Linked DNA regions of Homo sapiens: region 2 is linked to region 1. The links are chromatin loops, found by intact Hi-C in ENCODE. Cell type or tissue: adrenal gland. All regions are shown on one strand. Each heading gives the region's core, and the rest is flanking DNA. Links, peaks and the distances in the headings are about the cores only. Region 1 has its middle 34 kb from the start of LINC02656. Region 2 overlaps PFKFB3 (6-phosphofructo-2-kinase/fructose-2,6-biphosphatase 3).

Region 1 (17,022 bases), core at 4,200-12,199:
AGTTCTCATCCACAGTGCATCTCTGGGGGCTTCTCACAGTGTATTCACTGGGTCCCTCCAGGGAGTGTTCTAAGAGACAGAAGCCTCAGATCTCTTAAAGCCCAACCGTGTGGGTGACACAGCATCAATGGCTGCCATAGTCTACTGATCAAAAGTAGTCACAGGCCAACCCAGATTTAAGGGGATGGGAGACAGACCCTATCTCTGAGTGGAAGAAGTGGTAACACTGCATGGCCGTTTTTAACCAGCCACAGTTCTTGATGACAATTTCCTAATGGAAAAGATCTTTCTTCTACAGGACTCTAGAATAGCGTTTCTCAGGTGTTAATGTGCAAAGAATCATCCCGTGATCCTGTTAAAATGTAGGTTCTGATTCAGTAGGTCTGGGGTGAGGCTTGAGAACCTGCGTTTCTAACAAGCTCCCAGGGATGCAGCAGGCACCTGCAGAGCTGTTAAAACAGATTCCTCCCACTCCTTTCCTCTGCTCTAGAAAAATCCTCCAAATCCTGAAAACATCTGGAGAGAAGCAGAAGGAGATGGTAGAAGCTGAGGCCCCACAGTGGAGCAACTTTGATTTCCATTGATTTTACGAAGACACTACCACAAAGAAATGGCAAAATCAATGTTGGCCATTTATGCAGATAAAATATAACTGTCAGGTGGAAAATAAAACCTAGGCAAACACTAAGTGTATCCCCTGAACCATCTTAAATGTGGTTTGTGTACTCATGTGGTTGAGTCCTCATGGATGAACTGCAACCTAGCTTAACAGTCAGAAAAGATGGAAAACAGTCAGAAAAAAATGGAAAAAGTGTACACCTGACATTGGCAAACTTTTAACAGTGAGCCTTATGGTCTTCACCAATTTCAGGTGCTCCATTCCCCAACCCTACCCCACTTCTTCAAGTCAGTTCAGTAAATAGTTACTGATCCCTTATTCAGCAGAAAGCACTGTATCGGATACTGTAGGTGCAGAGAGAAGACAGCCCAGCATTCTTTCCCTACAGAACATTATACTTTGGTAGGGAGACAAGTGACATACATAAGCCTCCATCAGTTCATTAAGTGTTTATTATTGCAACGAAACACATATGACTTTTGGGGAATTTGATGATGGACAGGATCAGGGAATGGGAGTTGTGAAAGTTCTTAATTTATTTATATATTTATTTATTTATTTAGAGACAGGGTCTTGCCCTGTGCCCAGGCTGGAGTGCAGTGGTGTGATCATAGCTCACTGCAGCCTCGACTTCCCAGGCTCAAGCAATCTTCCCACTTCTGCCTCCTGAGTAGCTGGGCCTACAAGCATGTGCCACCACACCCAGCTAATTTTTAAATGTTCTGTAGAGTTGGAGTCTTGCTATTTTGCCCAGCTGCCCTTCTGGGCTCAAGTGATCCTCTTGCCTTGGGCTCCCAAAGTACTGGCATTAGAGGCATGAGTCACTGCACCTGGCCAAATGTTTTTTTTTTAATTGATGCATAATAGATGTATGTAGTTTTGGGGTACATGTGACAATTTAATACATTCATATAATTTGTAAAGATCAAATCAGTGTACTTGAGATATCCATCACCTTAGATATTTGTCTTTTATGTTAGAAACATTTGAATTCTTCTCTTCTATTTTGAAACACACAACAGATTATTGTAAACTGTGTCACCCTACCGACCTATCTAACACTAGGTCTCGTTTCTCTTAACAAACTGTATATTTGTACCCATTAATCATCTTTTCTTCACCCGCTTTTCCCCCTACCCTTCCTTAGCTGGGTAACCACCAATCTACTTTGTATCTTCATGAGATCTCCTTTATAGCTCTCACTTATGAATGAAAACATGCAGTATTTGAAGAGTCACGTTAGAAGAGGTTTAGAGGCTGTGTAGGAGTTCTCCAGGAGAAGGTGGAGGATGGAAGAAGGGAATTACAGTAGGCAGAGAAAACCTGAGTGAGAAAGTAAAAGCCTGGGTCAGGAGGACAATGAATGGCCCAGGAGGGTAGGCCCCGTGCTGGGGCTGGTGGGAGATGTGTGCGGAAACTGCAGGGCTTTGCCTGCCAGGCTAAGGAGTTTTCCTTTCATCTGGAAGATGATGGGAGAACTATCAAAGGGGTCAGAGAAAGGATGCTGACAGTCTCCTCTGCCCCACTGAGTTAAGCAGCCTAGTTTGTTCTGCTCATGCTGATAGCCAGCTTGCTCCCCCTCTCGCAGCTCCTCTCCCACTGCTGCCCCCATCCATCTACTGAAGACCTCGGGTATTAGTCCATTCTCACACTGCCATAAAGATACTACCTGAGACTTGGTAATTTATAAACAAAAGAGGTTTAATTGACTCACAGTTCTATATAGCTAGGGAGGCCTTAGGAAACTTACAATCACGGCCGAAGGTGAAGGGGAAGCAAGGCATGTCTTACATGGTGGCGGGAGAGAGAGAGAGAGTGAAGGGGGAACTGCCACTTTTAAACTATCAGCTCTTATGAAAACTGACTCACTATTACTAGAACAGCATGGGGGAAACCATCCCCATGATCCAATCTCCTCCTACCATGTCTCTCCCTCAATACCAGGGGATTAAAATTCGAGATAAGATTTGGGTGGAACAAAGAGCCAAACCATATCACCTTGCTAGTCTTTAGATACCAATTGGGCTTCCCCAGGCAGCTCAGCAACTGTAGTGCTTTCCTCCTCTGAATCCATAGAGGTTTTTTTAAATTTTTTTTTATTTTATTTTTTTAATTTGAAACTTCTATGGCTTTACTTATGTTATTCTTTCTGGGTTTTTTTTTGTTCCTCTTTTGCTGCCTGGTAGAAGGCTACTCAACTTGAAATGTGCCACCAAGATGCCATCTCTTATGTAAAGCCTTATCCCACCACCTAAAAGCAGAAAAATGTGCTCTCTGCTACAGCAATTCAATCACTCTAATGTTACAGACAGATGTGTGCTGGTAAAAAACCACCATCTCAAAAAAGAAATGAAGAAAAAGCCAACAAAACCCAACCCAAACCAACACCACCAAAATCCTGATTTGTGGTGTTTGCCAATTTCTGTAGTATAAATACTCCCACCATGGCTGCTTTCAAGCTACCAACTTGAGATTTCTGAACTTGCAGCTGGGAAGAGATATGTAATGTCAGTTCTCAAGAGTTGATTCAGGCCAGGCATGGTGCTACACACCTGTATTTCCAGCTACTTGGGAGGCTGAGGTGGGAGAATCACTTGAGCCTGAGAGTAAGCCATGATTGCACAACTGCATTCCATCCTGGGGAAAAAAAAGAGTTGGTACAAGCTGGCTCTAGCACATCACTGGACTTTATAGACCTGGCCTCACTGTGGTTCATTGTTCACATAGACTACAAGTATTTAGGAGAGAGAGACAGTGGGCCTGTCTTATTCATCTTTGTTGACTAGTGCATGTTCCAGTCTGGCATACAGCAAACACTCAATGTATATTTCTTCCCCAGGTATTTATTATTTGAATGAGTGGGTGGTTACCATGTGTATTAGTCCATTTTCATGCTGCTTATAAAGACGTACCTGTGACTGGGAAGAAAAAGGTTCAATGGACTTATAGTTCCACATGGCTGGGGAGTCCTCACAATCATGGCAGAAGGCAAGGAGGAGCAAGTCACATCTTACAAGGATGGCAGCAGGCAAAGAGAGAGAGCTTGTGCAGGGAAACTCCTCTTTATAAAACTATCAGATCTCATGAGACTTATTCACTATCATGAGAACAGCACAAGAAAGATCTGCCCCTGTGACTCAATTATCTCCCACCAGGCCCCTCTCACAACATGTGAGAATTCAAGATGAGATTTGGGTGGGGACACAGCCAAACCATATCATTCTGCCACTGGCCCCCTGCAAATTTCATGTCCTCACATTTCAAAACCAATCTTGCCTTCCCAGCAGTCCCCCAAAGCCTTAACTCATGTCAGCATTAACTCAAAAGTCCACAGTTGAAAATTTCATCTGAGACAAGGCAAGTCCTTCTGCATATGAGCCTGTAAAATCAAAAGCAAGTTAGTAACTTCCTAGATACAAAGGAGGTACAGGCATTGGGTAAATACAGCCATTCAAAATGGGAGAAATTGGCCTAAACAAAGGGGCTACAGGCCCCATGCAAGTCTGAAACCCAGCGGGGTAGTCAATTCTTAAAACTCTAAAATGATCTCCTTTGACTCCATGTCTCACATCCAGGTCATGTTGATGCAAAAGGTGGGCTTCCATGGTCTTAGGCAGCTCCATCTCCATAGCTTTGCAGAGTACAGCCTCCCTCCTGGCTGCTTTCATGTGCTGGTGTTGAGTGTCTGTGGCTTTTCAAGGCACATGGTGCAAGCTGTTGGTGGATCTACCATTCTGGGGTCTGGAGGACAGTGGCCTTCTCACAGCTCCACTAGGCAGTGCCCCAGTAGGGACTCTGTGTGGAGACTCTGACCCCACATTTCCCTTCTGCACTGCCCTAGCAGAGGTTTTCAATGAGGGCCCCACCCCTGCAGCAAACTTCTGCTTGGGCATCCAGGCATTTCCATACATCCTCTGAAATCTAGGTAGAGTCGACTTAATTCTTGACTTCTGTGCACCTGCAGGCTCAACACCACGTGGAAGCTGCCAAGGCTTGGGGCTTCCACCCTCTGAAACAACAGCCTGAGCTGTACCTTGGCCCCTTTTAGTTATGGGTGGAGTGGCTGGGACTCAGGGCACCAAGTTCCTAGACTGCGCACAGCAGAGAGACCCTGGGCCTAGCCCACGAAACCATTTTTTCCTCCTAAACCTCCAGGCCTGTGATGGGAGGGGCTGCCGCAAAGGTCTCTGACATGCCCTGGAGACATTTTCCCCATTGTCCTGGTGATTAACATTCAGATCTTCATTACTAATGCAAATTTCTGCAGCCAGCTTTAATTTCTCCTCAGAGAATGGGATTTTTGTTTCTATCACATTGTCAGCCTGAAAATTTTACAAACTTTAATGATCTGTTTCCCTTTTAAAATTGAATGCCTTTAACAGCATCCAAGTCACCTCTTGAATGCTTTGCTGCCTAGAAATAGAAATCTTCCACCAGATACCCTAAATCATCTCTCTCAAGTTCAAAGTTCCACAAATCTCTAGGGCTGGGGCAAAATGCTGTCAGTCTCTTTGCTAAAACGTAACAAGAGTTACCTTTGTTCCAATTCCCAACAAGTTCCTCATCTCCATCTGAGACCACCTCAGCCTGGATTTCACTGTCCATATCATTATCAGCATTTTGGTAAAAGCCATTCAGCAAGTCTCTAGGAAGTTCCAAACTGTCCCACATTTTTCTGTCTTCCTCTGAGTCCTCCAAACTGTTCCAACCTCTGCCTGTTACCCAGTTCCACATTTTTGTGTATCTTTTCAGCAGTGCCCCACTCTACTGGTACCAATTTACTGCATTAGTCTGTTTTCATGCTACTGATAAAGCCATATCTGAGACTGGGGAAAAAAAAGAGGTTTAATGGACTTATAGTTCCACATGGCTGGAGAGGCCTCACAATCGTGGCAGAAGGCAAGGAGGAGCAAGTCACATCTTACATGGATGGTGGCAGGCAAACAGAGAGAGATTGTGCAGGAACATGCCTCTTTATAAAACCATCAGATCTCATGAGACTAATTCACCATCACAAGAACAGCACGGGAAAGACCCGCCCCCATAACTCAGTTACCTCCCACCAGGTCCCTCCCACAACACGTGGGAATTCAAGATGAGATTTGGGTGGGGACACAGCCAAACCATATCACCATGTCTCTCCATGGACTGACTTGATGGACAATTCTTTGGAGGTGGATAACTGTGATTGTCCTGTAAACCATAAAGCAGAGAGGGCACCCCAAGGAAAGCCATGTTACCCAAGTAGATGCTGGACAAGTGTTAAATACATAGCTGCCTTCATTGTGGAAACAGGGGCAGGGATCTGAGGACTTCTATATCAAGACCTTTCCACTCCTCCACTAGTTTACTTCTCTGGGTCTACTGTCGACATTCATCTAAAATGCAACTCCAACAGAAATTGTGGGACAGGGATGTCCCATTCACCTGGAGAAAGGCTATACAAGGCAATACAATGGCCATTGCAGCAAAAAAATCAGGTGTCTAGAAACATATTAAGCCAGAATTAAGCTGTAGCTCTCTGCATAGTTTATGAGACACTTCTCTGAAGTGCAGCTGAAAATGATGGGTGTGTGTGTGTTTTAAATCTGAAGGCCCTCGGGAATGGCATGTACACAAATGTCAGTGTTTGTGGGCATGAAAGGGAAGGAAACCAGACATGGGGCTGGCGGAGAAGACTTAACAGCTGCAGCTGGCATGCTTTTGCTTTGTCTTTGATTCTTTCGATTCCTGTTTGGCTTTGGTCCCATGTTTTGGGCTGTGACTAAGCTTTCGTGTCTTTGGGGGCTAAGTAGACATCAAAACAAGAAACGCCACTCACTGTGCAAATGGATTTGCCCGAAATGCTGCTGAAGAAGACAGGTTGGCATCGGGCTGGTGCTTTTCTGCTTCTACTTAAATAGGAGAGGATTTGGTCAAACTTGGTCCTTGGGACAAGGAGCTGTTTTGGACAAACGGTTTACGGAAGGTGAGGCTGGGTATTTTAAGAAGGGAGGTGAGAAGTGAGAGACCTGGAATCTGGTCCTTGTAATCGGTCATCTTGCAACATGGACTTGACTGTTGTGGAAATGGTCTACACCTCAGTTTCCTTTTTACCACAAGCTCTTCCCTCCATCTCTGTCGACACATTTCCCTCCTCTTGCTCCAGCCTCTGCTTATTTCAGGGGCTCAGTTTTCTCAAGATGGCCCCATGAAACTTCCTTGCCACAGAATGCTTCTCTGGATGCTATATCAATCGATTACATGTTAGTATGAATTTAGCTAATACACTACCTCCACATGTGACTGTACACTCAAAGTATCCCAGCAGAGGCACTCTCCCAGGTGCAACAAGATGAAACAGTCAGTTTCGGGGTCTCTTATCATGTCCCTATATAAACACAGGTGTGGGAGGGAAATATTTTGAGATGACTGCATGGAACTCTGTATTCCTTTTCCATATAATGAGTATATTATTCTCCAGCGTCTCTCCATTGCTCAAAACCACGAATATCTCCTCTCTTGAAAAAGTGACAGTGTGAGGACTGGGAAGCTGAAATTTTAGCTCAGAAGTCTACAACTAGAACCAAGTTTCTAAAAATGTGCTGTGTTATATAATCCAGGAGGAGGCAATGGAAAAGTACCAGCTGGTGTGGGACTGGAGGCTTTCCTGCCTCTGACTCACTCAGGCAAAAGGTCTTGAATTAAGATGCTTCTCAGAAAATCCAAACAAAACCCATTCATTCTCCAAGGCTTCGCATTCGTTGTGGGAGTCAAAATGTAACCATGGGACTGAGATTGCCTGGGCACATTTGGGAAAGTTCACAAAGTTTGTTCTTGTGTCCCTCGAGGCCAGCTTCCAGGGCCTCCCCACTCCTTTCCAGATGCCCGATGCCATCCTGCCGTATCTATGGCACCACAGACAGCCCTATCGGGAAGATGGCCCAAATGGCTTTCCCCATCAAAACTTGACTTCTCTGTCCTGTGGCCTCAGGCCCTGCTCTGGGTTGTCCTTAACTAAACAGTTAGATGGATCCTTGCTGTGGTGTTAGCTAACTGAATAGAGCACCTTTGAAAAAATAACATAATAGGCTGACCACGGTGGCTCATGCCTGTAATCCTGGCACCTTGGGAGGCTGATGGGGGAGGGTTGCTTGAGTCCAGGAGTTTAAGACTAGCCTAGGTAACATAGCAAGCCGTTGTCTCTACAAAAAATGTAAAAATTAGTCAGGTGTGGTGGTGCCTGCCTGTGGTCCCAGCTACTTGGGAGGCTGAGGTGGGAGGCTTAAGGGGGTTGAGGCTACCTTGAGCTGTGTTTGCACCACTGCACTCCAGCCTGGGTGACAGAGTGAGACCCTGCCTCAAAAACAAAACAAAACAAAAACAAAACATAATGTCTTAACTCAAAAGAGAGCATGGCTACTTGTGCAGTGACAAAAGTGGCTGGCATATCAGGAATGATGACTCTGGCCTAGGAAGATGTTTGGGACCTGTGGAGCCTTTGGATGTGGAGTCCCTCAGATCACACTAGAATCTGGCTGCCTTCTCCACGAAGAGATTTCTGTGTGGAAGGTCCAGGCATCTGTGTTTTGCAGCTCCCCAGAAGGTTTTGAGGCCTGTGGGAAATGATGGGGGACTGCAGCACTTGTATGCTGTGATGTCGGAAGAATAACAGCCAGCGGCTCAGCAGCATTAAGGCTTTGTGGACTGTTCCTAGGCTTTTTCCGTCTCTCCTTTTTTTTTTTTTTTTTTTTTTTTGCCACAGTTGACATCTGTACGCCCCACGTCACGTGAGGTTAGTGTCTGAGCAGGGACTACAAGGAGCCAACAATCCTGACTTCTGGTCTACCTTTCCCCCAAGTACCCACAGCCTCCCTAATATCCAAATCCTCATGTAACTTTATGCAATGAAACATATCAAACTTTACATAGCATTGCCCAGCCTGTGCACGTTGAGGTATTTCAAAGCAAAAAGCATTATAAAGTCTTTGTGAACCTCTCCCCACAAGCATGTAAAGCTTTGGGAACAGGCCAGGAACCACCTGCCTTGGCATACCATAGTGCTGTGACCATTGCAATTATATTTTCCAGATACAATTCTTGGGGCATGCAGTCTGAGAATGCTTTGCCTCTGAATGGAGCACATGGTTTTTGGATAGGGAAATGTTGGCCTACAGATGTATGAAGGCTATGGTGTTGGTGGGGGTGCCGTAATAGGATAACTTGAGTCTGAATGTGTGAAGTGATGTTTCGACTAGAGCTGATTTTGGAAGTGGTTGTAGCTGGCACTGGGAGATGAGGAGGCATGATGAGGGTGAGAATAATTCAATGTGAATTTTCAAGAGTTAGGCTCTTGAACTGTAAGAATGTAAACCTCAGGTCACTTTACTAAGAGGGGTTATATTGGGCCAAATGTCTGCATCTGCCTCCCACATTCATTCACCTGGCCCCACCTGCCTGCCCCCAGGTGCCCTGTATCTGGCTCAGGGCTGAGAACCACAGCAGCCTGGCACCTACTCCCTAGTCCTGGCCTTGTGGTCTCATGTGGTCTGGGCTGCTCCCACCACATCCCGACTCAGGTGAAGTGTGGATCTGAGCGCACAGCTGCAAAGTACAGGGCCTGGGGCCTTGACCAGGAAGTGCAGGTGAGTTCACGTACCTGTACAGGGTGAAGACAGCCTGAAGGAGGTGTGGGCAGGAGGGGGCTTCATGCCCCACACAAGGAGGTTTGACCATTGAGACAGGAGGTGGTGGCAGTTGTGAATTTTTCTCCCTTCCCTGCCCACCTCCCTCCTCCTCCCACTCACACTCACATTGCTCCAGGTATGGTGATGCCTTTGGCCTGCCCCTGAACGTCCCATATACCTGGACAGCCAGCTGTGTCTTCTGAGGCCATGAGCAGCTGGCAGCACATCCCTTGCATCTGCTTTCCCCACTCCCGCTTTGCTTCCTGCCCTCACTCTTGCTGCCCCGGGATTGCACCCATCTCCTCACAAAGCAGGAGCTGCGAAGATTTGCCTCAGGCTTTGTTCTCAAGGGAGGACAGGTCATTAGGGGCTGGTTGTAAAGCTGCACATAGAAAGCTATGCACATGCTTCACCTGGTTTCTTTTGACGTGGTCATAGGAGATTTAAATACCTTGGTTTTCCTTATCATGGAGGTATCTGTTTTTATGTGTTTGCTTTGGCCTCCTTTTCTTCTCAATTCACCAATTTATTTCCATATTTTTAATGCCAAGCCTCATAAGGAGTCCAGTGAATTGTCATATCCAATGAAGGTTGCAGTTGCTGGGCAAATATTTTGTGTTGCGTAAGGTCGATTCATGGGTAGCTGACCAGCTTACTGATGAGCAATCCTTGGATTCATGGCCCTTTCAGGAGCAAGAGCAGCTGGCCCTATGTCTGTAAGTTAGAGTCTGTTGGTGGGCAGGGCCAGCTGGGTATGGCGTGGTCAGTAGAAGTTGCAGCAGGATGAAGAAGGTGAGTTTTCAGCTCCTGTGGACTGGCTATCTGGCTGGCAATGTTTGTCCTGGGCTACTTAGGACTCCCACATAAGTTCCCTCCTGGCTGTCGTCCTGTATGTAGCTCAGCCTCCATTCCCAGGCATCATTTAGGCCCTTGGACAGGGATCAGTAAAGTTGTTCACTAAGCGATGGCTAAGGTGTGCTGTTGTGCAGAAGACAGTATAAACGCAGGTGAGAATTCCATCTGTTCTATTTCTCAGGGGCATAGTAGCAAGTCAAGGGACAGCTTGCACTCTCTGAAGAACTAATCAAGATGTTGTAAGGAAGATGTGACCTGGAGGTCATTTTGGGGAGTTTCGTGGCTGGTGAGTGAGAAGTGATCCCAGAACGAGGAGACAAAACAGAAAAGACAAACTGGAAAAAGTCAAGCATCAGCAGGTTGAACAGGGAAGGATGACACAAAGAGGAAGCGAAGGCCAAGGGAGCTGGTCAGCTCAGAGCCCCGTGGCTGCCTTGGCCCCAGGTTCTCCATGCTCATCAGTGTCAGCCTGGTGCTGGTCTCACAGGGCTTAGTGCTGAGCCAGACAGCCATGGTCCCTCCTGAGGGCTGAAGTGGGGTCTTAGCCCTGGGCCTTCCCCTTCCTCACCCAGCCTCCACTGCTGCTGCGTTGCCCGGGCCTGGGGTAGGAGGTGTGCATGGTGAGGAGGCTCAGGCTGCCTAAACTGAGTGCCTGCCATGTGCCGGCCACTGCTGGATGTGGACACTGCAGAGTCCACTGTGGGGCTCCCTCTCTGCTAAGGAAAATGTAGACAAGACCCGGCAGTGTGGCATGGCCACGTGTGCACGCACATACAGATACACACACACATAGACACATATATACACACAGAAACGTATATACACCCACATACAGGCACATACACAGTTACACATACACATACAGACACACACATACACAGACACACATATAGACATACAGATGCACATATACACACAGACACATTTGCACACACAAACACACACATACACACAGTTACACACACGTACACATATAGACACACACATACACAGACATATACGCATGTGTACTATCCAGACACACACATACACATATGCACACGTACACACATATACATACACACATATACACATACACACGTGTACACATGCAGACACACAGACACATATACACACATACCAACACACACATACACACATGCACACATATATGCACACACATATAGACACACACAGCCACACATACACATACACATAGATACAGACACACATACAGACTCATACGCAAAAAAATACATAGTCACACACACATGCACACATATAAACACACCTACACACACAGACACATACCCAGACATACATATACACACACAAGGGAAAGACAAAAGGGATTAAAGAATTAGGGATTTAGGGAAACAGAAGCTTTGATAGTCTGTATCAAAAATGTTTGGCTGGGCGTGGCGGCTCAAGCCTGTAATCCCAGCACTTTGGGAGGCCAAGGCAGGCAGATCACCAAAGGTCAGGAGTTTGAGTCCAGCCTGGACAACATGGTGAAACCCTGTCTCTACTAAAATTACAAAAATTAGCTGGGCAGGTGTGCACCTGTAATCCCAGCTACTCAGGAGGCTGAGAAAGGAGAATCACTTGAACCTGAGAGGCAGAGGTTGCAGTGAGCTGAGATCACGCCACTGCACTCCAGCCTGGGTGATAGAGCCAGACTCCATCTCAAAAAAAAGAAAAAAAAAAAAAAAAAAGAAAAACAACTCAGGTCTTTTATCTTTGAAAGAAATGAAAAAGCAATTTAGATTGGACAAAAGAATCACATCTGAAATGCGTGAAAGAATCACATCTGGACTAGGTGTGGAAGTCTCTTCTAAGTTTAAATTTTTATCAAAGGTATACATGTCCACATGTAAAGAGTCGCCTAGCTTTACAAGGGTCAGGATAGAAAACAGTGTTTCCTCCCCCTCCCCACTTCTCCTACCCTCCTCGAAGGGTAACCACCTTTACTGTTCTTACTTTTATTGCTACCTCTCCATTTTATGTTTAGTCTTTGACACCCTTCTTTGACTTCCCTCCATGGAAATGAAGGCTTCCCTTTTCCCCCACTACCTTCTCACCATGCACTCACAACTTTCCCATCTCTTATTCCCCCGAGTTTCGGTCAGATTAATTTTTAACATTTACTTTGGGAGGACTATAGGAAGGCCATTCAAAGCTGAGTCATGTAGTCTACTGTGTTGGTTATTGATTTCTGTGTAACAAATTACCCCATAATTTAGCCACTTAAGGCAATAAGCATTTATTATCTCAAGGTTCTGGCCAGGAGACTAGGTGTGGCTTAGCCGGGGTCTCTGGCCCAGGGTCTGTTGCAAGGCTGCTGTGAAGGCTGCTGGCCAGGGCTGCCATGTCCCCAGGATCAGCAGTGGGAGGCTCCCTTTCCAAGCTAACTCATGTAGGGTTTGCAGGTCGTGAGTCCTTGCTGGCTGTTGGCCAGAGATACCACCAACTCCTGACTGCTCAGGTCTTTCCATCAGTAGCCCACAGTGTGGCAGCTGGCTCCCCTCAGAGCTAGAAGAAAAACAAGAAGAGAACAAGATGGAAGCAGGTCTTTTTGCCACCTAATCTCAGAAGTGAGACTCCATCACCTTTACTGTATTCTATTCACTAGACACGACTCATTAGGTCCAACCCACACTTAAGCCTAGAAGGTTTGCATTAGTTATCTATTGAGCATAACAATATTACCAAAAACTTAGCAGCTTAAAACCACACACATTGATTATTTCATGGTTTCTGTGGGTTGTTGAGTTGGGCCATTGCTGAGCTGTGCCTTCTGTTCAGGGTCTCGCAAAGCTGCAGTGAAGGTGTTGGCCACGGCTGTATTCTCATCTGAGGCTTGCCCGGGGAAGAGTCCATGTCCAAGCTCATGCAGGTTGCTGGCAGAATGCAGCTCCCTGTGGTTGTGTGACTGAGCACTTTGGTTTCTTGCTAGCTCCCTGATGGAGGCCTCTCTTGGCTCTGGAGGGTACCCACAGTTGACTGTTATGGGGGGCTCTCCCAAGGTGGCAGCTTGCTTCTTCAAAGTCAGCAGAGGAGAGAGAGCTCCAGCAACCCTTATGTAATGGAATCACATGCGTTCATCATCTTTGTCATATTCCATTGATTAGAAGCATGTCACAGGTTCCACATGTTCTCAAGGGGAGGAGCAATGCAAGAGTGTGAATTTCAGGAGGTGGGGGTTATTGGAGACCATTTTAGAGACTGTCTACCACATACACTGTGATTGCTTTTTCTTTTGAAATGGTTTTAGACACATGAAAAAGTGGCAAAAATAGCACAGAGTCCACATGTGCCCTTCCCTTACTGTTAAATTGTACGTACTTTTCCTTTGTGACACAGCTTTGTGTTTTCTTTGAAGTGAAACCAAGCTTGATATTTCATTTTCTTTGTTTTCTATATACGTGTTGCTAATAAAACTCTCAATTCTTTCATCTAAATCTCTTCTTAAGACATGTAGGGACTTCAGGTGTTCTAGCAATTTCATCTCCCTGAAGAGGTCTCCCCTGGAGCCTTCTGACCTGTTCCGTCTGGGCGAGCTGAACTCCATGCCCTCTGCACAGCTGTCATCTTGGGATTTCTCCTTTTTGCCATCTTGGGGCTCCTCACTGTCTCCTGTTTCTTACTCTTGCTGTTTTCCTCTTTCTTAATTATTCTCTCATTTTGGTGGAGTTTTCTCTCATTTCTTAAGATTGGTGCATGGGCAGTACATTTTTTTCTTTTTGTGTCCTTACATGTTAAAAATGTCTTTATCCTGATACTTCCTTGATGTTTTATCTGGATATACTTGTGTAGGGTGAGAGTGCTTTTCCATCAGGAATTTGAAGACATTGCTCTATTCCCTTTTAGCTTCTAGTGCTGTTATTGAGAGATCTGGTGTCATTCTTATTCCTGACCTTTGAAAATAACATTTTTCCTATCCCATTTGGAAGCCTGTAGGATCTTGTCTATGATCATGGTGTTCTGACATTTTGAGATATTAATTGGCCTGACACTATGTTTTCTTTTATTAAATAATTGGTGATACCTTTTAATCTTTAAATTCATGCCCTTTAATTCTGATGCATTTCTTGGGCTTATTTCACTGATGGTTCTCTCTCATCTATTTTCTCGGTTGTTGCTTTCTGTACTCTTATTACACAGGTATTCAACCCACAGGACAGGTTCTGTAATTTTTCAGTCTTTTCTTTCCTATTATTTCCTCTGTTTATTTTATTTACTCTGTTTTATAGAATATTTCCTCAATTTTATGTTCTAATCCTTCCATTGCTTTTTATGTCTGAAATCATATTTTTAATTTTTAAGAATTTTGTTCTTTGAGTTACGTTTACATAGTACCTGTTCTTGTTTCTTCTTTTGTCTCTCTAAAGCTGTTAGTGATAGCTTCTCTTTAGAAAGTCTTTTTTTTCCCCTTCATGCATAGGCTTGTTTTCTCTAAATTGCCTGCCCCCTTATTTATTTGTATTGGCTTTTATCTTCCTTATTAGAGATTTTCTTCAGTTATCTTGTAATCCGTGATTGTTTCCTAATATTTTAGAGTGGGGAACTGAAACTGCCATTGCAAAATTATGACCAAGACAGTGAAAGAGATCTGACCTGACTGACTCCATCTTGCTTCTAACCTCCAAACTGTCCTCATTCATTCTTGGGCATGGGCTGAACTAACTTTGGGAGGAACTTAGTTTATAGTTTAAAACAAAGATAATAACAGCCTTTTCCCAAAACAAACCTCCTTCTTGTCTAGGATCTAGACTGCCTTTGTAGAACTAAGAAATTAGCCACAGGATTAGAAATTACAGTTTAGGAGTCATGCAGCTGGAGATTACAAGATTCTGACCCCCCCTAAACTGCTCCTAAGATCAGGGCTTGAGATATTTTGCAGACCCTGCACTTGATGGATCAGCTGGCACCACCCAGATCGATAAACTGGCTCATCTGATCCTGTGGCCCCTACCCAGGAACTGACCCAGCGCAAGAGGACAGCTTCAACTCCCTATGATTTCATCTCTGACCTAACCAATCAGCACTCTTGACTCACTAGCCTTCCCTCACCCACCAAATTATCCTTAAAAACTCTGACCCCTGAATGCTCAGGCAGGCTAGTTTGAGTAATAATAAAACTCCAGTCTCCTGCACAGCTGGCTCTGTGTGAACTACTCTTTCTCCATTGCAATTCCCCTGTCTTGGTAAATTAGCTCCATCTAGGCAGTGGGCAAGGTGACCCCCAGTGGGTGGTTACAGGACTATGAGGCAGATAGACCTGTGTGCATGTGAGTGGAGTGTGTTAACTGTGTACTTTAGAGAAGGACTAATTGGCTACACCATTGAGCTTGAGAACTTCCTTGGCTGGGCTGCTCTCTTGTCCTCTCAGCCTGATCATGTCCCACAGAAAACTCAACTGAGAGCTCACCTGGGTTGAAAGCCTGACTCTGCATGCTGGGGAGGGCATCTCAGCATATATACATTTAATCCCTTTCCTTCATCCTTTTAGTGTCCCTCATACCAGAGACCCTCTCTGTTGTACCCTCCTCTGACTATAAACCTACTGTCTTTTGCAAAAGTAGGAAGAACTAGGAGCTTAGTTGCTGAAACGGGGAAGAGGACATGTGGCCCTGTTTCTTAAACAAACTTTCAACAAACTGTCTTTATTTTAGCCCTTCTTTTATTCCCACGTTTATCTAGATGTACAGAATTTCTGAGCTTCTGGGAAAGCCTGCCTCAGTTTGGTCCTAGGATTTCTCTCTACTTCCGGCTTGGTCTTTTTTCTACTCCTTATCTGGTTTCTCTCCTTAAAATGTTGTTACAGTTGTAGATCCTTCCAGCTCCCCTATCTTTGAGGGCTTATGCTAAAAAAAAAGTTATTTTGCTATTGTTTTAGTGCATTTTGTTTTTGAGGAAGAAGTGAAAATAGATGCACATGTTAAATCCACCATCTTTACCTAAAGGTTTTCTAATAGCATTCAATAATCCATCCTTTCCCCCCACGAAATTAAAATATCGCCTTTGGATTCTGTACCTTGTCAATATTATGTTAATTACCTCGTTAACATTATGTTAATTTTATTACAGTGCCTTAAAAGTGTTTTTCATAACTTCTAAAGCAAGTTCCCCTTTTCTCTTTTTTCCAGAAAATTTTGGATTATACTTGGGCATTTATTTCACATAATATAAATGTTAAGATAATATGATTTAATTTTAAGCATAAAGCAAGCAATCAAAACGAAAACAAATCAACAACAAAAACCCCCTAAACCTTATTGAGATATTAGTGAAACGGCTACATTGTCTGAGGTATATACCCTGGGGTTCGTCATCGCGCCAGGAAAATTTAGGACACAGACACACAAAAGGAGTTTAGGAGCTGAGGTTTAATAGGCAGAAGAAAAGAGAAAGAGAAACGACTTAGAGAAAGGAGTCTCCAAGTGGAAAAGACTGGGTGGCAACGGATTTTATAGCCCGGTTTGAGGAGGTGGTGTCTGATTTATGTAGGCCTCACAGATTGGTTAGATTACTTACAACTTTTACATAGCCTACAAGGAAGGCTGGTTGCCCCACCAGTCTTGTTATGCAAATGGGCTTTCCAGTTGATCAGGGCCATCTTGCCTGCTCTTCACTGTACCGGTGGCTGACAAAGAGAAGGAAAGATTGAGCCGCCATCTTGAACATGTCTAGTCCCTAGTTCCTGCCCAGCACTCACCTGAGCGAGCTCCCAGCTTGCTTGTCTATGTTTGCAGCTCGACTTTAAGGCTGCTGTTTGTTAGAAAAGGATTTGGGGATGCTTTTCCTTAAAGAGGAGAACCTTATCGAGGACTCCCATACCCTTACTATCTGCCTTAGTGATTTCTTCTTAACTCCTGTATCACTAGTTGGAAAGACATTAAA
Region 2 (15,030 bases), core at 4,948-12,947, 160 kb before region 1:
GGGTCTGGCATCTTTGCTGTTCTGGTAAACGTTGTTAAACTCAAACTTAGAGTTTTCTTCCTGGCCCTTTGCTCTCCATATCAGGTTTTCGATGCCACCAATACTACTAGAGAGAGGAGACACATGATCCTTCATTTTGCCAAAGAAAATGACTTTAAGGTGAGCTGAGCGTCTTGTGTTGTGCTAGAGGGCTCGGGAGAGAGGAAAAGGCTTCAGGAAGCGGCCTGAGTCCTGCTTGGTCCTTCCCCTCCTGCTGCCCATGTTCCTTAGTCCTGCTCGGTCCCTCCCCTCCTGCTGCCCACGTTTTGTGGCCTTAAATTTGGGCCTTTGTGTGGTAGGGCTCTTGGGGGCCATGGGGCGTTCCAGAGGCTGCAGTGAGGAGGTGGGCTTTCCTGTGTTTGGGAGTTGGTGGGTGGCGTGCTTCCGCCTTGTCCGGGTGATGACATCGCAGTGATGGCAAGGTTGATCCTTCGTGGTGTTTGTTTTCTAACATCCCCACCTCACTTCCACCAGGCGTTTTTCATCGAGTCGGTGTGCGACGACCCTACAGTTGTGGCCTCCAATATCATGGTAAGACAGCCGGGAGCCCCGTGCTTCTGCGGCAGCGTAGACCACAAGGGCATTTGCAGTCTGAGGAAGTGGGGGACCGGGTCCGGCTCGGAAGCGCAGCTGAGCCCTTAGGATGAGCAGCCCCCAGCTGGCTGTTGATTGGGAGGTCAGACCTACAGAGCGGTTTTTAACCCAGAGGCCTGTCCTGTGAGGGACTAGCTCCATCCAGGGCAGTGGGCAGGCTTGGATGGGACGTAGGAAATAATTCAGGGAGATAGGATTAGTTTCTGTTGGTGGCAGGAGCCTGACAGCTAGTGGTGATGGAGCTGCTGGGGCAGAGGGCCGCTCACTGCCCCTAATGGGACAGGTGGCAGCAAGTGGATCACTTGCTACAGCTCCAGGAGGTAAGAATGCTTGGGCATTGGCAAAAGTCCATAGGGCTCAGCAGCCTCCTGAGTTTGGGAGGTAAGACTCTCCTCCTGCTGATGCATCTCGTGAACCTGCCACAAACCCTCCTGTCTGTGCTGTGCAGGGGAGCTTGCCCAGATAAATTGAGGGCACTTGGCATCATAACTTGATGAATTTCTCCAGTGTTACCACTTGATAGCAATATATATAAACAGGAATGGTTACTATGGAGACTTACTACAAGCTGCCACCCTGTGTTGGAGATAATTTCCTCTTCAGCTTAAACATATCAGAATATGACAATTCTATAAAGAAAAGCAGTTCTGAAAACTTAACACTGGGACGCTGTGGTGCTGGCATCTTTGCACCTTTAGAGGGGATGCTAAGCATGTGTTAGCCCCGGTATCTTCCCCAAGGTGGTGGAAGTATTTCTAGATATCTTTAGGAAATGAATTCCTGTTTCAGGAAGGGCTATTTGAATTGTGAAAAGTCAGTTTAGATTTGTCCAGTGGGAGCAGGAGGCTCAGAGTATGAGGGTTTGCCACCTTTCTTTGGCTGGGCACTCGTTGTTCCCCTTGGTAGACAGCAGGGTGCAGCTGTGAAGTCATTTTTCCCAGTGAGTGGTCACCAATGTGCTTAGCAAGGAGTTTAGCATTTGTCTGGTTGTCCACTAGCAGATAATCATTTGCCCCAACCCACCATGTTCAGAAATCTCTTTCTGATGAAATCTCAAAGCAGCTTGGTAGAGCCAGGCATTTGTGAACTTAGATTTTTTTTTTAAATTGTGGTAAAATATACATAATGTAAAATTTACCATCTTAATCATTTTTATTATTTATTTATTTATTTATTTATTTATTTATTTATTGAAACGGACTCTCCTTCTGTTGCCCAGGCTGGAATGCAGTGACACGGTCTTGGCTCACTGCAACCTCTGCCTCCCGGGTTCAAGCGATTCTCCTGCCTCAGCCTCCCGAATAGCTGGGATTACAGGTGTGCGCCACCACGCCCAGCTAATTTTTTTTGTATTTTTAGAGGAGACGGGGGTTTCACTGTGTTGGCCAGGCTGGTCTCAAACTCCTGACCTCAAGTGATCTGCTTGCCTTGGCCTCCCAAAGTGCTGGGATTACAGGCGTGAGCCACTGCATCCGGCCATTTTAGCTATTTTTTAAGTGTGCAGTACAGCAGCAAATTATATTCCCATTGTTGGGCAACCGCCACACTCTATCCGCAGGACTTTCTCATCTTCCCCGGCTGAAACTGTGCCAGGACACAGGCACAGCTCCCGACTGACTCGATCTTTGAAGAGTGGCTGCCTCTCAGTGACGGCAGTGGTTGATGAGAAAAAGAGCCCAGGCATTCAGAAATGCTGAGTTTCCCTAAAATCCACCTGGTTTCTGGGGCCTGTGCCACTGTGGGTGTTGGTAGACCTGTGTTGTTGCCTAGGAGAGCGAGCCCTGCAAAGGAGCCGGCACAGCCCTAGTTGGAGAAGCAGTTAACCACGGACTGGTCACACTGGGGCTGCCTCAGGCAGTGGGGGGTGGAGGAGAAACCACACAAGGCCAGAGGCATCTCTGGGAACTCCTGAGCATACCTTAGAACCAGCAGCCTCCTCCCGGCACGGGGAGCATTGCGGATCCTCACGTGGAGCTCGGTTGAGTTCAGCGCCAGGCTGTCTGGCGGTGACTCGGGCACGGGACAGATCCTGACTTGCTGGAGCATTCAGAGGTGTTCATTATGGAATCCCTGTGGGTTTCCTGTCTCTGTCCTTCCGGCTTCAGTTCTCCATCTCCCCAGGGAATCCTCCCCATGTAACATCAGGCTGTGACTCAGCCCCCAGCATCTTTCTCCCTTTCTCTTACACGCTGGGCCGGATAATCTTTATACTGAGCCTTCTGTGCGCTCCCCTTTTGAAAGCCCCAAATCCTGCTTAATCTCAGCAGAAAGCCTTCCAGCGTGATTTATCAGCCACCCCTTTGTGGTGTTGCAGGAAGTTAAAATCTCCAGCCCGGATTACAAAGACTGCAACTCGGCAGAAGCCATGGACGACTTCATGAAGAGGATCAGTTGCTATGAAGCCAGCTACCAGCCCCTCGACCCCGACAAATGCGACAGGTGATTCCCGTGGCTGGCCGTCTCTGCAAGACCCACATGAGGGTTCTTACTGAATTCTTGATGTTCCCACAAAGGATTTGCTCCTGGATACCTTTAAAAAAATTTTTTTAAGACAGTTTTTTTTGTAGAGATGAGGTCTCGCTATGTTGCCCGGGCTGGTCTTGAGCTCCTGGCCTCAGGTGATCCACATACAGCCGCTGGATACCTTTATCAACTCTCTTTGAAAATATCTTTTAAAAACAATCCTTGATGACAAATCATATTCAGTGGGAATATTTTGAACACTGTGTAGAAGTACAGGAAGTCAACATAGAGTTGAGCCTGATTTTGCTACTGTCCCTCCGATAGTTCCTTTCTTTTTTCTTTCCTTTCTTTCCATTTATTTATTTATTTATTTACTTACTTACTTGCTTGCCTGCTTGCTTAGAGACAGGGTCTCCCTTTGTCTCCCAGGCTAGAGTGCAGTGGCATGATCATAGCTCACTGCAGGTTCAAACTTCTGGGCTCAAGTAATCCTACCGCCTCAGCCTCATGAGTAACTGGGACTACAGGTGTGGGTGTCCACGCCCAGCTAATTTTTTTTTTCTTTAGTAGAGATGAGGTCTTGCTATGTTGCCCAGGCTGGTCTTGAACTTCTAGACTCAAGCAATCCTCTTGCCTCGGCCTCCCAAAGTGCTGGGATTACAGGCATGAGCCACTGCACAGGCCCCTTTCTTTTTTTCTCCATTTTCTTTCTTTTTTCTCCCCCTTTTCTGGGAGGCAGGCCAGCCTCACAGCCAGACACCAGCTGTGGGAGTTGTCTTACGCATATGCTCTGCCCCTTAGAAGGATTCAGTCTGTGCCCTGGAGGGGCCTACGGTCCCGCCTTGCTGTTCTCTGGGGATCACATCTTCGGAGACGGGCCAGGTGCATCCTGCTGTGGGTGGTGGCCTGAGCTGTGGTTCTCGGTGGGGTCTCTCTGCAGGGACTTGTCGCTGATCAAGGTGATTGACGTGGGCCGGAGGTTCCTGGTGAACCGGGTGCAGGACCACATCCAGAGCCGCATCGTGTACTACCTGATGAACATCCACGTGCAGCCGCGTACCATCTACCTGTGCCGGCACGGCGAGAACGAGCACAACCTCCAGGGCCGCATCGGGGGCGACTCAGGCCTGTCCAGCCGGGGCAAGAAGGTGCGGGGTGTGCTGCCGCATGGGCCGTTCTGGCTGTAGGGCGGTTGCAGGGTCTATAGGGTGGGTGGGGAGCTGTGTGCTGCTGCTGCTGCTGCTGCTGCTGCTTGGTGTGCTTGCTGTGTGTGTTATCTGTGTGTGCGCCTGCACGTCTCTATGCATATCTGTGTGCATCTCTGTATGGCTCTGTGTGTGTGTGTGTCTACGCCTATCCATGTGGCTTTGTGTGTGTGTGTCTTTGTGTTACTTTGTATGTGTTTGTATGTGTGTCTCTGGTGTGTGTATCTCTGTGCATGTGTGTGATGTGTGCGCGGTTGTGCACTAGGAAGGGAAGGGGCAGGAAGAGCTGAGCCTGGTCTCTGGGTAGGGTGTGTGCGGCTGTGGCTGTCCCAGTGGCCTGGGGCCCCCACGGTGTAACCAGGTAGTGCACAGCCCTACGTGGGCTGCCTGCTCCAGCCCTGGCTCTTGGAGGAGCTGCGGGCATCTGGAATCAGTGGTCCCCCTCCACCACCTCTCAGTTTGCCAGTGCTCTGAGCAAGTTCGTGGAGGAGCAGAACCTGAAGGACCTGCGCGTGTGGACCAGCCAGCTGAAGAGCACCATCCAGACGGCCGAGGCGCTGCGGCTGCCCTACGAGCAGTGGAAGGCGCTCAATGAGATCGACGCGGTGAGTCCTGGGAGGCGGGCAGGCAGCCTCACCCTCGGGCATGGGGCGGCTTCCCAAGAGGCCCTAGACACCCCTGTGGTTTGTTCCCCTGAGTGACCACTGGGTCCCCGCAGGGCGTCTGTGAGGAGCTGACCTACGAGGAGATCAGGGACACCTACCCTGAGGAGTATGCGCTGCGGGAGCAGGACAAGTACTATTACCGCTACCCCACCGGGGAGGTGAGCGCAGGCTGGGGCGGGCTGACGGTCCCCAGCACACATGACCACTGCTGTGCAGGGCTGGGCCACCCCTCCAGGGAGTTCACTTCCGTGTGGGTTCTGGGGGCTCCTACACCCTCCACCTTGGAACTGAGTCCCCCCAAACTGAACCTTCTAACAGCCTGGGGTGAAGTGCATTTTCCCATAAGCAGAAGTGAGATGTGTTTCCCTAGGGACATAGAACTATATGGGAGAGGAGGAAGGTGGTGTGTGAAGGTCCACTGGGCAGGGTGGTGGGCAGGCTGGCAGGAGGGGTGGCTCTATATCCCCTGGGCAGCGTCTGTGCTTCCCCGTGCACGGTGCCCGGGTGGCTGTGGCTGAGGACGCTGTTGCCTCCTCTGCCGATGGGATCCTCCTGGGCCTGGTGTGTCCTCCCTGCCCGTGCCCTGCTGAGCAGTGTCGTGCCTCAGGCCCCTGCAGGCCCACTGTCCTCTGGCCTCAGACTAAGCCTTACACACCGGGGCCCTGGTTAGCACAGCAGAGAGCCCACAGGAGCAGGAGCTTTTCTGGTCTTTTTCTAAAGTCACAGCCCTCCTGCTTCTTTTTACATTTTTAAATTGATAGAAAATACACATAACCTAAAATTGACCACTTTCATCACGTTAAAGTTATGATTTAGTGCATGTTAGTGTACTCACAGTGCTGTGCAGCCATCACCACAAATTCCAGGCCTTTCCCTCACTGCACAAAGAAACCCAGACCTGTTAGGAGCCGCTCCCGCCTGCCCGGCCCAGCCCCGGCACCGGCCCGTCTGCTTCCTGCATCTGGATCTGCCTATTCTGGGCATTCCATGTCAGTGGAGTCAGATGCCACACGTGCCTTTTGCGCCCAGTTCTTTCACACAGCATTGAGTTTTCCAGGTTCCCCCGTGTGGGAGCGGAGTGGGGAGGGCTTCACTCTTTTTGTGGCTGAGCAATAGTCCACGTTAAACCCTGCTCCTTCTCAACCACTGCTGATGATGGATGATTGATTTTGCGTGGCTCTCTGGCCGGTCTGATGCAGTCTGTGGCCAGCGGCAGAGCCCCTCCCGAGTGCCCTGAGCTCACGTGGGCCCGGCCCTCTGTGCTCAGTCCTACCAGGACCTGGTCCAGCGCTTGGAGCCAGTGATCATGGAGCTGGAGCGGCAGGAGAATGTGCTGGTCATCTGCCACCAGGCCGTCCTGCGCTGCCTGCTTGCCTACTTCCTGGATAAGAGTGCAGGTACCTCGGGCAGGTCGTGGCCCCGGGATGGAGGGAGGAGGGGACTGGCACTCGGCGGGGGGTCAGCCGCAGACCTGCCGTGGCCTGCCCTGTGTTGGCTGCTGTGCCATGGGGTGTTAGGAGAAGGGCACAGGTGTCGGCTCCCGGCTGCTTCAGGTCCTCTCTGTCCAGCGCTTCCTTGAAGCCCTTGGGAAATGCTGTGGAGCCCAGGTTGATGCCGGGGACTTCATTGCTTCATAAACAGCTCCCTGAGACCCGCCCCTGGCTCCACACATCCCAGGGTCTTGGCTTGGGGTGGGGGCTGCACTTCTCTTCAGTGCCCTCTAAGGAACAAACAGCCCGGAAAACTCTGACAATCCCATTGAAATGTTAAGTCTTAGCATGTCCAGTCCAGTGCAGCTGAATCCCTAGACAGACCTAAATTGTTTGGGAGTGACTTTTTCCCAACTCTAAGTCACCGTGAGGGCGAGTCTTTTGGTTTGGTTTGATGGCACTCTTTGGGCTAAAGTCTTCTTCTGGGGCCAGCTGCTGCCCGGGACAGCTTGTGGCTGGGGACAGATGCCCCTGCCCGACAGGGCTTCCGAGGGTCCTTGTTGGGGGGACCGTAAAGGTCTTTCCATGCCTCCCCCACCCTCATGTCTCATTTCTTTTTTTTGAGACAAAGTTTTGCTCTTCTTGCGCAGGCTGCAGTGCAATGCATGCACTCACTGCAACCTCCACCTCCCAGGTTCAAGCGATTCTCCTGCCTCAGCCTCCTGAGTAGCTGGGATTATACGCATGTGCTACCACACCCTGGCTAATTTTGTATTTTTAGTAGAGATGGGGTTTTGCCATGTTGGTCAGGCTGGTCTTGAACTCCTGACCTCAGGTGATCCACCTGCCTCGGCCTCCCAAAGTGCTGGGATTACAGGCGTGAGCCACCACGCCTGGCCGTGTCTCATTTCTAACTGTGGGTGTACAATTTCAATTTCAGAGGAGATGCCCTACCTGAAATGCCCTCTTCACACCGTCCTGAAACTGACGCCTGTCGCTTATGGTGAGTAGCAACCCCTGCCAAGCCCTGTCCCCCTGAAGGTGGCCACAGTAGCTTCTTGTGGCCGTGGGCTGTAAGCGGTGCTGTCCCTTTAACAGCAGCTTCCTCTGCCCCCATCCCACGCCCTCCAGGCTGCCGTGTGGAATCCATCTACCTGAACGTGGAGTCCGTCTGCACACACCGGGAGAGGTCAGAGGTGAGTGGAGGCCCCAAGCCTCATCCTGGCCATCATCACACGATAGCCCTAGTGGGTGATGGGCGCTCAGGAGGCCCCGGGGCCGCTTGCCTGCAGGTGCTGGCCTGTCTGGGGCCATGGGCCTGCTGGCTGCCTTCCTCAGCACCTCTTTGTTCCTGCCTGTCTGTTCTGTGGCTTCTGGGGCCTTCTCATTTTCTTTCTTCCTGTGTCCTCTTCCTCCCATTTCTGCTGAGCTCGAGATATGAATATTAGTGAGGAAGATACATTCTCTCTTTTTTTTTATTTGAGACAGGGTCTCAGTCTGTTCCCCAGGCTGGAGTGCGGTGGCGCAGTCACGGCTCACTGCAGCCTCAACCTCCTGGGTTCAAGTGATCCTCCCGCCTCAGCCTCCCGCGTAGCTGAGACTACAGGTGCGCACCACCATGCCCAGCTAATTTTAATTTATTCATTTTTTTAGATAATGGGGTCTCACTGTGTTGCCCAGGCTGGTCTTGAACTCCTGGGCTCAAGTGATCCTCCTGCCTTAGTCTCCCAAAGTGCTAGGATAAAGGTGTGAGCCGTTGTGCCCAGCGTCTCTTCTCTTTAACATCAGCATGGCACAGTTCTTGTTGCCTTTCCTTTCTGGCAGCTAAAACCAGTGCTTTCAGTTTCCAGAGTTACTGTTTCAAACAGGATCAGCAGGTCAGCGCCGCCATGTGCTTGTGATTAGGCTCAGAACCACCAAGAACACGGTGTTGAGAGACGGGAGGCGTGGAGAGCAGAGGCCTGGGGGGTGGCGGGTGGGGAGGCGCTTCAGGAGACCTCGAGGCCTGGCCGTGCAGCTGCTGTCTACCTTGGGGGGAGGCCTGACATTTGGAGGTGGGCCAGGCTGCCTCTGACTGAGTAGAGTGGGCCTCTGCTCAGGTGGACGCGTGTTGTGAAAGTGAGTTTGAATTCACCGTGTACAGGCTGCCAAAAGTACAACACTGTGCTAGTACTAGTCAGACCTTTCTCTTAGACCGAGCGTGACTTTCTGTCATGGCGTTCCCGAAACAGGTGACTGTCTAGTCCCAGGAAGCTTGGCCTTCGGATTTTGGCATGAAGGGATGAGGTGTCCGCCCCAGTCGCTGGCAGTTGCCTGGCTGGTGGGCTGACCTGAGAGAGGCTGGGGTCCCTTGGCCGCCTTGGTCCCTGTCACCCCCTCCACTTCGGAATGTGGGTCACCGGATGCTGTCCTGCCTTTAGCCATATGACAACAGCCCTGGTCAGGGAGCCACTGCCCCCGCTATGGGATTGGGCCTGAGCCGGTCCTGGAGCTCTTCCCTGCAGGGAATGGGGGCAGGGCCATGATGGAGACAGATCCCGGTTCTGAGGCTGGAGGCCCACACCCCATCACGCTGTCCCTCTCATGGGAGGGCTGTGTCTGGTCCTGGCCGCAGAACCTGCTTCCTGCTGCACATTTTCTGCGCCTTTGGTCTCCAGGCTTGTTTTGCAGCCTCCGTGCCCCATCCTAAGCCAGGGTGCCCTTTGTGTAGTAGAGATGGCTCTTCAGATCCTGCCTCGGGTCAGCGGAAGGGAGTCAGCACAGTTGCCTTCCCCTCCCCAGCCTGTGAGCCTCAGGCCCAGCCTCTCCCTCCTAGATGCCCCTCCTCAGCTCTCAAGAGAGGCTGGAAGCAAAGCTCTTTTCTCCGACCTCACGCTCTGCTGTGATCATCATTCTTTCCCTCCTTGCTTTGCAAGCACCGTGTTTGTCTGTGTGGGGAATCCTTTGGTACCATCCGAGGAAGGGGGCATGGGAGGGAATTGCCCCCATTCTTGCTGCCTGGCAGTCACCGCACACTCAGCAGCCCATGGTCCCTGGCCCGTGGTCCCGGCCACTCCCCTCGGTCAGTCTTTTTGCCTCTCTAAAATCCAGGAGCAGAGAAACTTTTTTGGGGCTAATTTTCCTCCCCTTCTTTGTAACTGTCGCCTTTCTCTCTTTTGTCTTTGTCTTGCTTAGGATGCAAAGAAGGGACCTAACCCGCTCATGAGACGCAATAGTGTCACCCCGCTAGCCAGCCCCGAACCCACCAAAAAGCCTCGCATCAACAGCTTTGAGGAGCATGTGGCCTCCACCTCGGCCGCCCTGCCCAGCTGCCTGCCCCCGGAGGTGCCCACGCAGCTGCCTGGACAAGTCAGTGCACTCCCCTTTCCTTCCTGCCTGGGGGACGCATGCCGGGCGTGATGCCACAGATCTGGGATTGCGTGCGTGTGTGTTTGCAAGAATACGTGCGTGGGTGCGTGTGGGTGCGCGTGCGTATGTTGTAGGTGTCTGTGCACGTGTGTTGTGGGGGCATGTGCACACACTCACGTGTTGAGGGAGAACATAGGAAGCACCCTCCGAAGTTAAGATCCTGGGGGCTTTCCTTGCTGGTGACAACCGTGACTGCGTTCGCCTCCTTTCTGAGGATGGGGTCTTTACAGGGCAGAAGCAGGCAGTGCAGAAGGAAGAGTGAGATGTCCAAGACCCGTTCACGTTCGTGAATGGTTATTTCTAAAACAAAGAAAGTGGCTACTTTCTCACATAAATAACATGGTTATCCCAGCAGGTAGTAAAAAACCTAACAAACAAGGCCAGGCGCGGTGGCTCACGCCTGTAATCCCAGCGCTTTGGGAGGCCGAGGTGGGCGGATCACCTGAGGACAAGAGTTCCAGACCAGCCTGGCCAACATGGCGAAACCCTGTCTTTACTAAAAATACAGAAATTAGCCAGGTGTGGAGGCGGGCGCCTGTAATCCCAGCTTCTCAGGAGGCTGAGGCAGGAGAATTGCTTGAACCCAGGAGGCGGAGGTTGCAGTGAGCCGAGATGGTGCCACTGCACTCCAGCCTGGGTGACAGAGGGAGACTCCGTCTCAAAAAAAAAAAGCAAAAAACCCCAACCCGATTTCACTTATTTCATTAATTTTGAAGGTTACAGGCCTGGAAGATTTTGGTTGTCAGACATTAAGATTTGTTTTCAGAAAACTGTTTGTTTTCAGAAAACTGGTCTTTTCCTTTACAGCCTGGAACCCTTGCAAATATGTGAGATGTAGGAATTTCTGTGCTTAAATTCAGGTACCACCCAAGGGTCTGCCCTACCTCCACCCTCCAGGCCTGCCCCCACAAATCAGCCCAGTGCAGCTTCCGGTCAGGTTTGTTGATGAGCCGGATGCTGGTGCTGGCTCTGAGCATCCTTTTCAGCCTGCCACCTCTTCCCGCCTTTTCCGAGACTTCCTTAGACCTCATGATGTCTGGAATGTGACCTGGGAGATGCTGCAGCCTCCACAGGTCACTTAACCTCTCCAGGCCTCAGTTTTTTCATCCAGGCAATGGGGGAATAATGGCAGTGCAGAAGTCAGATCAGATGAGGGGATTCATGCCCTGCATCAGGCCCAGTGTCGGGCATGTGGTGGGGACGCGTAGACACGGTGAGGTGGCTGTGATTAGCGGAAGCCTGGAGGCCTGGCTTTGGTGGTAGCTCCACACTAACATGAGTGCAGCAATTTAATTGCCCAGGTTCCTTCCCCTCCCAGGCCCTCAGTCTCCTTAGCTTTGCACATGATAGGAGCAGGACTGGGAGAGCTCTCATACATATTCCCTTGCAGGTCTCAGATCTGAGGGTTTTTATGAAAAGCCAGCAGAACTGAAATGGTGTCCCTGTGGCATCCGTTCTGATGGAAATGTGCAGTTGTATTTGGAAGTTCAGAGGCCGCTGCTTTGATGCTTGGGGGGACCAGGCTGGGGAAGGGGGTTGATATCCTGAGCTGCACAGACCTCCGTCGTGGAGGACGCAGTGGCAGGGGCTGCATCCTCCTGTCCGCTTCAGAGCTGCCCCTGGCGTTGGGAGGACAGTCCTTCAGGGTGGCCAGGTTCTTAGGGACGTCTGAAGCTGCTGGCTGGGCCGGCGTGGGGTTTTTCAGGGCTTCGTCCCTGCAGATTGCGCCCTGCCTCCTGACTGACTTCTCTCTCTGCTTCTCCTCCGCAGCCTTTGCTAGGGCAAGCCTGTCTGTAAGTATCTCTCCGATCATCGCTGCTGCTTGCACTGCTTTCTTCCTGCTTGCTCATTTGGCCTCCTGCCTGTTAAAATATTGAGGATGAGAGCAGTTTTGTGATGTGAGGTCTTCCGTGGGGGAAGGAGGAGATGGGCGTAGGAGTAGGGAGGAGAGATTCCTGAATGTTTTTGGAAAAGCGTGCAGGCGGTCATGGTGGCTGCACTACTGTTGGGTGTGTTCCGACACCGCCGCACGACCGCTGGCTTCTCCCCTACCCTCTCAGGGCTGCAGGTCGTGGTGTGTAATGGCCGTGGTTTAGGGCTCGGCATAAATCCACATTTCCTTATCAGAATCAGATCTTGGTGGCGAGCTGCATCTGTGCCAGGTGCCATTAGCCTTAAAGCCCCCTCCTGCCCCAGGAGTGTCCTTTGTTTTGGAAGGAAAACTTACTCAGAGCCTAATCTGTAAACCAAACCTATGGGGAATAGTGGGAGTGTGGTGGGGCCTGAGCTCTGAGCCTCTCCCTCCCCATGAGGACCCCCCACACCCCAAAAGAGCTCCGAGTGGAGACCCTTGGGGATCCGTTTGTCCTGGGTTGGAGCCTGCTCAGCGTCATAGTCACGCCCGGGGCTGGGTGCAGCCTCCATCTCTAACCCATGTGGTCACTTCTGCTCCTCCCAGAGCTCTCTGCAGAGTTTCAGGTTCAGCCTTAGCTCTGGCAGCCACTGGGTAGCTGGGGCTGTGTTCCCACTGCTCTGGGATCCCTTCCCCACCAGGAGCAGAGGCCTTCCTGCCACAGAACTTTAATGACAGCCACATGAAGTGTCATCCCCTTGCCCCCCCAAAAACACACCCGCCCCTTTATTTCCTGTTTGCTCCTTAAGTTACCTTAACTACTTTATGCAGAAACTGGAAAGGTGTGATGAGGAATGCAGCCTGAGATGCTGAAAAGAATGACTGGCTTTGGAAATGGGAGAGGTTTGGCATGGCGCTCAGATTTTGGTGGCAAAGGGGTGAAGGGCCAGAGGATGTACCAGTGTCCTCCATGTCCACGTTCCTTAAGACCACCCTGGGAGGTCGGCAGGGCAGTCAGTCCCCCGTTTAATGGTTGAGGGGCTGAGTGACCGGCCCGTGCTTCCAGCAGGTGAGCCGCAGAGCCGGGGCCTGAAAGGCCCCTTGCTTCAGAAAGCCGGCCGCCTCCTCTCTGCGGCTTCTGGGAGTGGGCTGGGTGCCCGTTCCCTGCTGCTGTCCTGAGGCCCCTGCCCTGTGACCCGCAAGGCATGGGCAGCTGTTGGACCCTCGTGTACCCCCACAGCCACCCCCTTGCAGCTGCTTCCCACAGCCAGGCTTTGCTTACCTAAGGTGGGCCTGCCCTTAACTTCCAGCTTCTTGGGGCGCACCCTCCATCCTCAGGGCCAGTGTCTGTGATGCGCGGGGCCAGCGTGCAGTGCTTCAGGATCTGGGCTTCTCCTTGTGTGAAACTTTTTGGACTTGGAGCCTGAAGGTTTTACATCTGTGCATGTCCTGATCCTTTAGACCAGCAGTCCCCGACCTTTTTGGTACCAGGGACCCGTTTCGTGGAAGAGAATTTTCCCCACCATGGCAGGGTAGGGGATGGTTTGGGGATAAAACTGTTCTGCCTCAGATCGTCTGGCATTAGATTCTCTGAAGGGAACGCACAGCCTAGATCCCTCGTGTGTGCTCCTCCGAGTCAGGTGGTAATGTTGGCCCACCCACCACCCACCTCCTGCTGTGTGGCCCGCCTCTCAGTGGGCTATGGACTGGGTACTGGTCCACAGCCCAGGGGTTAGGGACCCCTGCGTTAGACACGTGGCCTCATGTTGCCAGGAAAGAAATCTTTCTACTGGGAGGAGCCATTCGGGGATAGTCCCCCACCCGCTAAAGCTGATCTTACCTATCTCCAAGATGAACATAATAGTGCGTTTGCTAGAATCCCTCCTGTTCAGCAAAAATACATCCGATGGACCCATCACACCTGACTCAGGTTGGAATTTCACTCTGGAGTCCCATTGTCCCGTCCATCCTGGGTGCGTGACCCCACATCTAGGATTGTAGCCACATCTGATTCTAGGAGTCCACCTGGGCTCTGTGACCAGAATTTATGATGAAAGTCAGACCAAGCCAGGCCTGCATCTTGGTTCTACTCCTCCTGGCCTCTATCCTTGGCACTCTGGGCAAGTTAAAGCAATTCTAGGACCTCAGCTTCCTCATCTGTAATATGGAGATAATAACTTCATAAAGTTGTCATAATGAGACTATAGATACAGCACTTAGCACAATATCTGGCCCCTAGGAAGTGCGTGGGGGATGACGGCTGCTGTTGTTATCAGGGAGGAACTTGGTGCCCTGGGCCTGTGGAGACTTCTGGGCTTGCTGGCATTGGGTCAGCCTTTGGATACCCTCCTGTAACCTGAGGGATTTCTTCTCTGGGGCAGCAGGAACACCCAGACTTGGGGAGGGGAAATCCCTGGGGTCTCAAGGCCATGGCCTGAAGTCTTTTTTTTTTTTTGAGATGGAATTCTGCTCTTGTTGCCCAGGCTGGAGTGCAGTGGCGCGATCTTGGCTCACTGCAACCTCCTTCTCCCGGGTTCAAGCGATTCTCCTGCCTCAACCTCCCGAGTAGCTGGGATTACAGGCGCCCGCCACCATGCCCGGCTAATGTTTGTATTTTTAGTAGAGATGGGGTTTCACCATGTTGGCCAGGCTCGTCTCAAACTCCTGACCTCAGGTGATCCACCCGCCTTGGCCTCCCAAAGTGCTGGGATTACAGATGTGAGCCACCACGCCCAGCCTAGAGTCTTCACCCCTGTGATCTTGGTTTCCCAGTAAGATGGGGACGAACAACTGTCCGGACCTGGTGCTCTGGGGTGCCTTCCTGGGGGCTGTGCCGGCTGCTTGGGATCGAGAGATCACCTGGCATTTGTGATGCAACCTTCATTTTTAAAATTTCAAATGCACACTAGAAAATCCTACTAAAGATTTTCTTTTTTTTTTTCCTTTTCCAACCTGTTTCTTCCTCTCCCCCACTCTGCTTGAAAGACGAACTGTCTGTCACATTTTCTCAAAGTTTTCTCCTTACTAACTGTGGAAGGTAAATGCCTGGGTGCATGTCCCTCTGTCCCGCACCGCGTCACGGCATCTGGGTCTGTGTGCAGACTGGCCATCGTGCAATGCGGGGCTCATCTGTCTCCATGCCGAGGTTGTTAAGTGCAACACCATTGTCGTGAGGTCCTTTCTAGTCTGTCTCTCACCCCCCACGTGTCCTGAGCTGGGGCCCCTGGGTGAAGGACGTGGACATCACCCGGTCTTGCAGGCTCTCCACTGTTATTGTTGCATCGCCATCACCTGTGGGTGCCGGAAGCTGTGGGCTGGTGGTGTTGAGGACAGGTTGGAGCCAGCAGATGCGGAGGGAAATGTCAGCCCTGCTC

What was found. Peaks named below come from ENCODE experiments on the same cell type or tissue, not always from the same donor. Only the 100,000 strongest peaks of a DNase experiment are listed, where the experiment ranks them.
Region 2: it touches region 1 in a loop (2.1-fold over the local background); 4 of 110 quality-filtered maps call a loop at or near these places.

The regions. Positions count from the first base shown.
Region 1 is chr10:6,375,946-6,392,967 of GRCh38, forward strand. No RefSeq gene overlaps it. Among named protein-coding and RNA genes, the nearest start is that of LINC02656, 34 kb to the left of the region's middle. In adrenal gland, for the core only: no CTCF peak of the experiment used is centred there; no DNase peak of the experiment used is centred there; H3K27ac peaks cover 2,672 bases.
Region 2 is chr10:6,216,622-6,231,651 of GRCh38, forward strand. It overlaps PFKFB3 (6-phosphofructo-2-kinase/fructose-2,6-biphosphatase 3), which reads left to right. Exons shown (of 15, transcript NM_004566.4): 5 at 85-159; 6 at 514-570; 7 at 2,948-3,072; 8 at 4,037-4,244; 9 at 4,760-4,906; 10 at 5,020-5,124; 11 at 6,234-6,363; 12 at 7,337-7,399; 13 at 7,528-7,592; 14 at 9,571-9,744. Among named protein-coding and RNA genes, the nearest start is that of PFKFB3, 21 kb to the left of the region's middle. RefSeq lists enhancers at 1,983-2,484, 2,485-2,984, 8,847-9,016. In adrenal gland, for the core only: no CTCF peak of the experiment used is centred there; no DNase peak of the experiment used is centred there; H3K27ac peaks cover 611 bases.